Linked DNA regions of Homo sapiens: region 1 is linked to region 2. The links are chromatin contacts, found by Hi-C in ENCODE. All regions are on one chromosome and are shown on one strand. Each heading gives the region's core, a stretch centred on a gene start or an enhancer-like site at or near the end of the contact. The rest is flanking DNA. Distances are from core to core; before and after follow the strand shown.

Region 1 (4,652 bases), core at 1,652-4,151, 3.5 Mb after region 2:
GCCCAACTCCAAACCATCCATCAAGTTCTCGTTGCAAACAACTCCCAGCATGTACTAGATGAAAAACAGCAGCCACTACTAGTTAAAAGAAAAACCAAATACTAGCTTTTTTCCTTTCTTTTTTCCTTCCCTCCTTCCTTCCTATCTTTTGGTGTAAAGAAACTCCAGGAGACACCAGGCCTTACCACTTCCTCACCCTAGTCTCTCGGGGAAATCTGATGAAAACAAACTGTTACAGTATACCTGCATTTTAAAGACTGGTTGGTTCCCTCCGTGCCTTGCAGCTTTCTTCCAATAAGTAGGGGGCTGTGTATACACAGAACACAGGACTAACTGGGGCACCCAGGGGCCAGCTGGAACAGGCTAGGGTTCCAGGTATTAACCCCAAGGGTCCCAATCACTCAAAGGCTGCTGGCGGCGGCGGGGCAAAGTGCAGAGGGCGGCGGCAAGGCATTTAACAAGAGGCCTTGATGTCAGGTCAAAAACATCATGGACTGATGAGCCTAAGAAAGGACAGAAATAAGAACAATGCTTTTTTTTTTTTTTTTTAAGTCCTGAACCATAAAGAGAGACAAGAGCAAAATGATGCACTGTGCCCAGCCCTTGGAATAAGGGTGACACAAGGATGTGTGCCCCTCGAGCAGGAGGTCCTCAAGGCAGCTTTACAGAGCGAAAGGCAAAAAGTGAGGCAAGGAGGGCACTGAAGCAGCAATCCATCTAAGGCAAGACTCTCCAAACGTGTGCGAACGTATTTTAATAACATTCTCGTGCATTTCATTAGCCTCCTGAGTTCACAAAGGGCCTCTGGGAAGGCAAGTCGGTTCCGCAAACGCTGGCTCTGGGCAGGTCCTCCTGGCACCTCGCTAGTCTGGCACAGGCCAGCTAAGGTGGGGTAGGGGGAGAGCTTTCCATTCCAGGCTGGGAGGGAGTGTGGAGAGGTGGATGGATGGAAGGACCCACCACCAAAGCCCGGCCAGCCTGGTTATTTTTACCACTTGAAGCTCACTGTATAGGCTCAGGGGCCACAAACTGGCAGCCGCCTGCGGACACTTGCTTATGAGCCGCCCAGACACTGCCTTCATTCCACAGCGGCTGCTTCTCAGCTCCGGGCCCCAGCTAGGGGCAGCCTGGCCCCCAGCAGGGAAGGACTGTGTGCCCCTTCACCTGGCGTGCTTCTTCAGGGTGGGGATGGGGAAACTAAAGCTCAGGGAAGCAAAAGGTCCCCGAAAAGGTGGGCTGGGGGACAAGGTGTAGGCTAGAAGCTAGAAGCCAGAACCCGGGAGGTAGTGGTTCAATTCTCCACTCAACCAAATGTCCACCTAGGTGGGCTGTGTGTGCAGGAGGTAGAGACTTACTTATCTGAACTTTTGGGTGCCCAGGCGGCTGCGTTAGCGACAAGGTTCAAAACCCCACTCCCCACCGTTGGTCCACTGATCCCTTATTTAGGGCCAGGCAGTCCCAAACACAAACAGCCCCAAACTTTGACTCCTTTGTAACCATGGTCTCAGCCAGACTGAACCAAGCTGTCCAGACAGAGGCTATTTATAGGTGCGTCGGGGACACAGACACTGGCACAATGACACACACACATTCAAGATCCACGCTGGGCCAGACGGGCCAGAGCTGAGCCCTGGATTCAGACACCTGGACACACACGGTCCCCAGATCCGGCCCAACCAGACCAGACCCCCAGAAAGATGGACACGCTCAAGAAAGGCACCCCGGCCCGGACACGGGAAAGACACACAGAGAGAGGCAGGAAGACTCGGTGACACGCACTCTTGGGCAAGACCGCGACTCAGACCCCCAGACACCCCGAGAGACGCCGAAGACCCAGACAGAGCCACGCAGCCACGCACACTCCACAGACGCACGGACATCCACTCAGAGCCCGAGACACAGCGCCGCGAACACTCCAGACACACGCCCGGAGCCCCAGACACCTCGCAGACCAGACAGTGTCTCACACGCCCCTCCACCCCCGCCCAAAGTTGATAAAGAGCCGGCCTAAATGCTCCATCGCGACTGCCCTCAGGGAAATAAAATGGAAACTTCACGGATCCGCCCGCCCCAACCCTCCCGCGCCGTGCGCCGCCGCTGAGCCCCGGGTCCGAGTCCGGGCGGGCGGGGCGCGGACAGCGGGGGCCGTGCCAGGCTCGCAGCGCCGCGGGACAAAGCCGGGCCGGCCGCCAGCTGCCGCGAGCCGGGAGGGCGCGCCCGGGGCGCGGCGGGCGCTGCCCGGGCGCAGGGCGTTCGGTCCGAGGGGGCGCGCAGGGCCCGGACCCCCGCTCGCAGCTGTGCCCCGACATAGGGTCCGAGCCCGATGGAGTCTCCGGGGAGGGGGGCGTGGGGTCACTCACTGATCTCCATGCTCTGGAACAAAGAGCGTTTGCAGTTGCACGTGCAGGAGACATTGGGCTGCCCGGCGGCGGCGGCGGCGGTGCTGTTGACCCCCATCAAGCGGTGCATGGACGGCGCGGCGGCGCGGCGCGGGGCGCGGGGGGCTCGGGGGCGGCCGGGGGGGGCTCCGGCCGGCGCCCGGAGCTGGGGCCCCGCATGCAGGAGGCGCGCGGCGGGGGAGGCGCGCCCCGGCTCGCCGGGCTCGGGTCGCCGCCAAGTTCCCGGGGCGCCGCGGGGCTCAGTGCGCGGGACCGCGCTCCGCTGCGCCCCCCCGGCCTCCCCTCGGCAGCCCCGGGGGCGTCGGCAGTGCCCGCGGGTGGCGTCCGGAAAATGGGCTGGCAGCGGGGCGCGCGCTGCCGCCGGGGCTGAGCCTCTGCCGCTAGCTTTCCCCAGCCGAGCGCCTCCGCCGCCGCCGCCGCCGCCGCCTCCTCCTCCTCATTCAAGTCCAAGGAGATCGGGTTTCGCTCCGAGACCGCGGTCGGAGGCAGGCAGACGGTCTGACGTCAGCGCTAGACGGGGCTGCCGGTTCCCACCGCGCGGGGGCCGGGGAGGGGGCGCGCGCTGCGCCAATCCCCGCCGAGGTTCCCCCGCACCCCCTCCCCGAGCCGGGGGGCGGGGTGACGGGAAACGGGGCGGGCTCTTAAAGGGCCAGAGCTAGGCGGCCCACGTAGACCCGGCACCCGCGCAACGGAGGAGGGGCGCTGTGCCCTCTCCCCAACGGCGGTCAGCTTGGAACGCCTGCCCGGCGCACGCCCGGGGCCGGGGAGCCGAACTCGGTGCCAGCCGCACCCGGGCGGGTTGCTGGTGCGCCCTCCCCTCGCCCCCGTCCCTGGGGTCCTTGACCCAGGCTCTTGGGGCTAGCCTATCTTCTGAGGAGCACAAGGTCCCTGGGGGCTCAGGGAAGAGAAATTGGAGAAAGGGGGAGGAAGCCCCCAAGATGGATCACCCATTGCCTGGTTTCGCAGGAGACTGTCCGCCTTCAGTTCTCCAGCAGCTCGGGGATCATGGCCCACTGAACCCCCAAGCGCTTTCACCCGAACCCAAGGAGGACGACCAGGAAAGACGGGAACTCGCGTAGACACGCCCGGAAGCCCTTGTCATGTAAATAGCTGTCGGGGACTGGTGTATTGTCGCCGCCCCAGCCGGCGGGACCTGGGGCGAATCCACACCCATTGTCTGCTGCCCAAGGGGCCTCCGGCTGGGGGGCGCGGCTGCGGAGTTCAAAAGGGGTATGAGCAGGAGGGGTGTACTTTTAGTTCATTAAGTTTTAATTACAGGAGTGCTACAAGAACACATTCTTCAGGTTTAAAAAGATATTAAAATATTACATAAGAGACCTCCCCTCCCTGGCCCACCTCCAGCCTCTTAAAAATTTAGTGTGTCGCCTTTTAGACACTTTCTCAAAGCTTCACTTATTTAACAGGCACTTAAGGAGCACCTACCTGTGCCAGAAACTCTCCAAATATTAACTCAACCTGACACCGACTCAGTGTGGCCGAATATTACTCTCCCCATTTTACAGAGCGGGCAGCTGGTCAAGGAAGTCGCTTGTTGAAAGTCACACAGTGGTGGAGCCTGTGTGCCAACCCAGGACCCTGGGGAGCTGCCTCCCCCTCTCCCACGTAGTCCTGATTCTTTAAGTGTCCACATATTCCTGTAATGCCTGGAGTTTCAGTAATTAGCAGGGACTTAGTGTGTTCAGAGAAAAAAAAAGCTTTTAAAAATTATTGTTACTGTGTTTGTAACAGTTTGGATAGAGAAGGAAAAGCTGGAATTTGGGAAGTGAAGGTGGCCTCGGGGTAGAACTTACCTAGACCAGAGCGAATTCATCCTGAAGAACTCAGAGAAAGCCGGTGCAGGAAGTGGGTTCCCGCTCTCCCTGCACAGGCACAGTGATGCTGCCAGAGCTCTCCCAGAAAGACCAGGAGGCTTGTTCTGGAGAAGTCAAGCCCAGGGATGTGGCTCAGGCTGGTCCAAGCTCTTTGGAGGAGTCCAAGCGTGCCCAGCCCAGAGGGAGGTTCAGAGGCACTGACCGTCTTCTGTTTGGGAGGAGAAGCTCACTCTTGGAGCCACAGCCAGCACTAGGTCAGGACCCAGGCCCCGGCCCAGGAGTGGGGCAATACCCAGCGTCTACCCCAGATGGCACCCTGCTGTGAACTGGGCGCCCTCAGCCCCTGCCTTGAGGAAGGGGCAATACCACCAGCGTGTCTTTTATCAGGGAAGATATTGCTGCAGTTTGGCCGCTGCAACTT
Region 2 (4,440 bases), core at 58-2,557:
GAGAATGTAACCTTCCATTAAGCCTGATATTAAAGAGATCAGTGAAAATGTAAAATGATGACAATCTTCTCAATTTATTTTTGTCTTAGAAAATATAGTTATTTTTAAAGTGTGATTTTTATTACCATGGAATGGAGTTTTATATTATTTTAAATGAATTAATAAATACATTTTAAAAATTCTGCTTTAATTTCTAATACAGCAAATATCGATAAATAACCCACATAAACAAAAGTTCTTTGGAGTCCTCAGTAATTTCCAGGAGTATAAAGAGGTCCTAAGGCAAAAAAAAAAAAAAAAATTACTAATTGGGAGACACAAGTGTCAGAATATACAGTAATTGTTCAGTAATATTGCTGTAAATTAATTAATAGGATTGCCTAGTCACAACAGCAAAGGCATGGAATCAACCCAGATGCCCATCAGTGGTGGATAGGATAAAGAAAATGTGGTCCATATACACCATGGAATACTATGCAGCCATAAAAAAGAACAAAATCATGTCCTTTGCAGCAACATGGATGCAGCTGGACATCATTATCCTAAGTGAATTAACACAGAAACAGAAAACCAACCACTCATGTTCCCACTTATGAGTGACAGCTAAACACTGGGTACTCGTGGACATAAAGGTGGGAACAATAAATGCTACGGATTCCAAAAACGGGGAAGGAGGCAGGGGAAAGGGGTTGAAAAATTACCTGTGGGGTACTATGTTCACTACTTGGGCAACGGGATCATTAGAAACCCAAACCTTAGCACCATGCAGTATATCCATGTAATAAACCGGCACACATACCCCCCGAATTTAAATTAAAAAAAAATTACATTAAAAGATAGGAGTACCTCCTTTACACCACCTGAATTATCATGGCACATAAATCTCACACCCTATTTGCCAAGGCCATTCGTTCCTAGCTGTTTTACAGGTAGGTTAGCTTTCTCAATGCAAGTCTGTGGGACGGATGGAGAAAAATTCCCCGAGCCCTTTGATCCTGCCCCAGCTGGGCCCCGCCGCGCTGAGCCTTGGGCGCGCCCCCTGCTGCCCGCGGCCGGAGCCGTTCGCCACACCCCCGTGTTTATGTCGGTCCACGGGGGTTGCCTGTCCCTTTAATTGGCATGTACCAAGTCCTTCCAGGTCACATTTCCTCCCTACGTCCCAGCCGTTTGGACTCACTGGCCAAAAGTCCAAGAGGACGGAATGTGGAGACAGTGTTGTATTTTTGCGGGGAGTTCTAGGCCGACCGGGAGCGAGAGAACGCTCGGGGGCGAAGCGCGCCATTGCGGCCCTCCCCGCCGCCTGCGGTAGTCCAGTCCCAAGATGGCGGCCACCATGAAGAAGGCGGTGAGTGGGGAGCTCGGGGCTCTGGATGCTCGGGCGGCGCCGGATCTCGGCCGCTGGGGCCCGGGCGCGGGATGCTGGGGGTGCGCAGCTCCGAAGCCCGGCGTGGGACCCGAGGCCGAGGCCGAGGCCCTGAGAGCGGTCCCGCGGCAAGGCCTGCTCGCGCCTGGCGCCCTGAGCGTTTTCCTAGGCACCTGGCCAGCCGAGGCGGGGCGCCGGGGCTGGGGCCGGGAGCCTCGAAGGACGCAGGTCCGCCTCCCGCGATGCCGAGGGTGCCCCCGGGGAGTCTGAGGAACCTGCAGCCCCGGCCTCGCCCCTGAGGTGTGGGAAGCCGAAGGTCCCGTTGAGTGTGGTTGGCCTTGACTCGGGCGTTGCACCGGCATGATCGCATTAGCCTCACTGGTTATGGGTAGCTGCTGCTGGGAGCGTGGTTACGGGTGAGGAAACTGAGGCCCAGAGATGGGGAGTCACCTGCCCGAGGTTACGCAGCTCATAACGGGGACAGCAGGTTCCTGCATCCCCAGATTAGCAGGCCCCAGAGACCCTGTGTCCAACCTGGAGCTGCCCATTTCCACGCTTGATGCCCCTGAGTCCTTCAGGCTAAAACCAGTATTTATTGAGAATGGAAGATGTGCCGGGCCCAGCAGCCGGCCGTTTATCTGTTATCCTCCCCGCAACTCAGCAAGTGCAATGGGTTCCTCTCCACTTTGCAGGTAGAGAAACTTAGACACAGAGCAGTTAGAGGCCCTAAAGTGACTCAGCTAGTAAGAAGCAGAGCTGGAGTTCAAACTCAGGTTTGTTTTTGTTTTTCTCAAAGCACGCCTGTGTAACCACTAAGCCGGCTAAACTTCCATGTGGGGTTTTTAATCCCGTGAGCCTTCCCAGATGTGTAAAGATAGTCAGATAGAAGAAAAAGAAAATTGGAGAGGGGGAAGGAGATAACGGCTGATAATTTGGGGAGCTTTACAGTGTGCTAGGTACAGCTGTAAGTTGTTTTGCGTGTATTGTTTATTTTATGTTCTTTGAGGGAGATACTGTTTTTATCCTTATTTAACAATGAGAAAACAGGCGCGGAGGCAAAGCTAGCATTTAAACACAGGCATTCTGACTCCGGAGTCTGTGTTTTAAACTGCTATAGGGGGTCTTTGATGAGAATCTCTTGGCTGGAGGGATTTGCGTTCATTCCACTTTTAAGACCACATTAGAACTTCTTTGCTTTGCCCCTATCCAGTACCACATAGTCTATGCCATCTGTGCCTGGTGTAGGGTGACCCATTGCCCCCTTTTATATGAAATTGAGGGACTGCCAAAAATGGGAAAGCCCCAGCCAACTCAGGATGTGTTGCTCACCCTACTATTCTGCCATCCAAAAATTCTTACTGTGTCCCAGAGTAGGGTCTAGGGCCATGGTGATTCAAAAAAGTATGAAACTTTGTGAGATTCACTTCACCTCTAGTTTGTTAAATTGGGCCCTCTGGTGTTAGGTATGGCCTTTAATTCCTTGGAAGATACTAGTTGTGGTTCACTCCGTTTTATAGGTATGGAAACTGAAGTGCAGAGAGGTGAAGTAAATGGTAGAAGAGGAAATGGCAGAAGAATGATTTGAACCTTGGATTTTGATTGCAAAATTTCTAATTACCAACTTTTTTTTTCCTTTCATTGATTCAGTAAATTTTCGGGGGCACGTAATATGGCGTAGTCTCAGTTTTAAGTGGAGACAACTGTGGTGACCAGTGAGAAAGCTCTTCTCCCCTTAATCTCATAGCCCCAAAGAACGTATGTTCCAGGGCAGAGCAGGCATTACTCAGATAGTCAGACAGAAAACTAGTTTCTCTGATGAGAACTGTGAAGGAAAAGTGCTTATGAAATGAGGGCCAAAATGAGGTCTGTTTTGAGATCAGAGAAGACTTTCCTGGGAAAGTGCCATTTAAGTTGAGATCTGTGAGATTATGTAAGGAAAGGAAGGGAGAGTTGGATAGGGAGCGAAGCATTCTAGAGAGGAGTATCTGCAGAGACTCTGAGTGCATTTAATACAAGGAAGGCCCGATGGCAGATAATCAGGGGAAGAGAGTTTGAGCCATGATGGGAAAAGAACTTATAGAGGGGTAGGTGGTGGCCAAAATATAAAGGAGCTTCTTTAACTTTGGAGGCTTTAAGAGTCACATGATAGATGCAGTGTCCTCCTGTAGATGTTTCCAGTGTTAGGAACAATTCCCGATAGATTAGCTTGCATGTACACTTTTCCCCTTTGCCCTCACTAGGAGAAAACATATGTGTATGCCAGTGAGTGAGAGTGAAACAGAGAGAGATAGCCCTTTGAGTTTAATTAAAAGCAAATCGTACAATCTGGAGTACTTTACGTTTGTAACACATCGTATCTCTCAACTGGTCATGACTTTGCTGGGGAGAGTGTTTAGATGAGATGATTCAGTCCTCTCCTCTCTAGAGTTCTGCCTTCTAAGATCCAGTTCTTGACCATAAGGAGATCTGCACTTTGATTTCTGTTCATTATCCTATATACAAATGTCCTTTCCTCAGAGAGGCTACCTTTGACCTTTATCTAAAGAAGCCTCCTTCACTCCCCAGGCCCCCAAAACTTTCTACTCCTAAGCTGTTTTATTTTCATCATCACGTTTGTCACCATTGAACATTATCTTGTTCATCTTGTTTTTTGCTCTCTTCCTCCACCAGGATGTATGCTTGCCATTTGTATTCATGAAAGTGGGATAGTGGCTCTCTTGTCACAGTGCATGGCGTATAGGAAACAGTAATTGTTAAATAAACTACTGCATGGATGAAAGTTGAATACAAAAATTAGCTGGGCATGATGGCGTTTGCCTATAATCCCAGCTACTCGGGAGGCTGAGGCACGAGAATCGCTTGAACCTGGGAGGCAGAGGTCGCAGTGAGCCAAGATCACACCACTGCACTCCAGCCTGGCGATAGAGCAAGACTCGTCTCAAAAACAAAAAAACAAACAAAGAAGGTTGAATACAAATACAAAGCAAAAGTTTACATCATACAGACTTGGTAGATATGTTTTTAAAAGTAAAAATAAAAGACTGAAATTGGCCAGAATTTATTTCTAGGGACCCAGC

The links. Hi-C counts contacts between places; a loop is a spot of excess contacts on that map. Pooled maps may share reads with other maps.
Region 1: a map of CD8-positive, alpha-beta T cell shows a loop between it and region 2 (23-fold over the local background). The contact joins the promoter of PMEPA1 here to the promoter of PFDN4 in region 2. A Hi-C loop is called at or near these places in 2 of 168 maps with a recorded cell type or tissue (CD4-positive, alpha-beta T cell and CD8-positive, alpha-beta T cell) and 6 of 50 pooled maps.

The regions. Positions count from the first base shown.
Region 1 is chr20:57,707,114-57,711,765 of GRCh38, forward strand. It overlaps PMEPA1 (prostate transmembrane protein, androgen induced 1), which reads right to left and starts at 2,902. Exons shown (of 4, transcript NM_020182.5): 1 at 2,361-2,902. The coding sequence starts at 2,469. NKILA (NF-kappaB interacting lncRNA) reads left to right here and starts at 3,070. Exons shown (of 1, transcript NR_131157.1): 1 at 3,070-4,652. RefSeq lists an enhancer at 1,284-1,895 and silencers at 2,734-3,163, 3,184-3,303.
Region 2 is chr20:54,206,780-54,211,219 of GRCh38, forward strand. PFDN4 (prefoldin subunit 4) reads left to right here and starts at 1,308. Exons shown (of 4, transcript NM_002623.4): 1 at 1,308-1,345. The coding sequence starts at 1,322. LOC124904937 (a long non-coding RNA gene) reads right to left here and starts at 1,262. Exons shown (of 2, transcript XR_007067669.1): 1 at 1,178-1,262; 2 at 167-277. RefSeq lists enhancers at 705-1,522, 1,063-1,382, 1,523-2,339 and a silencer at 1,373-1,642.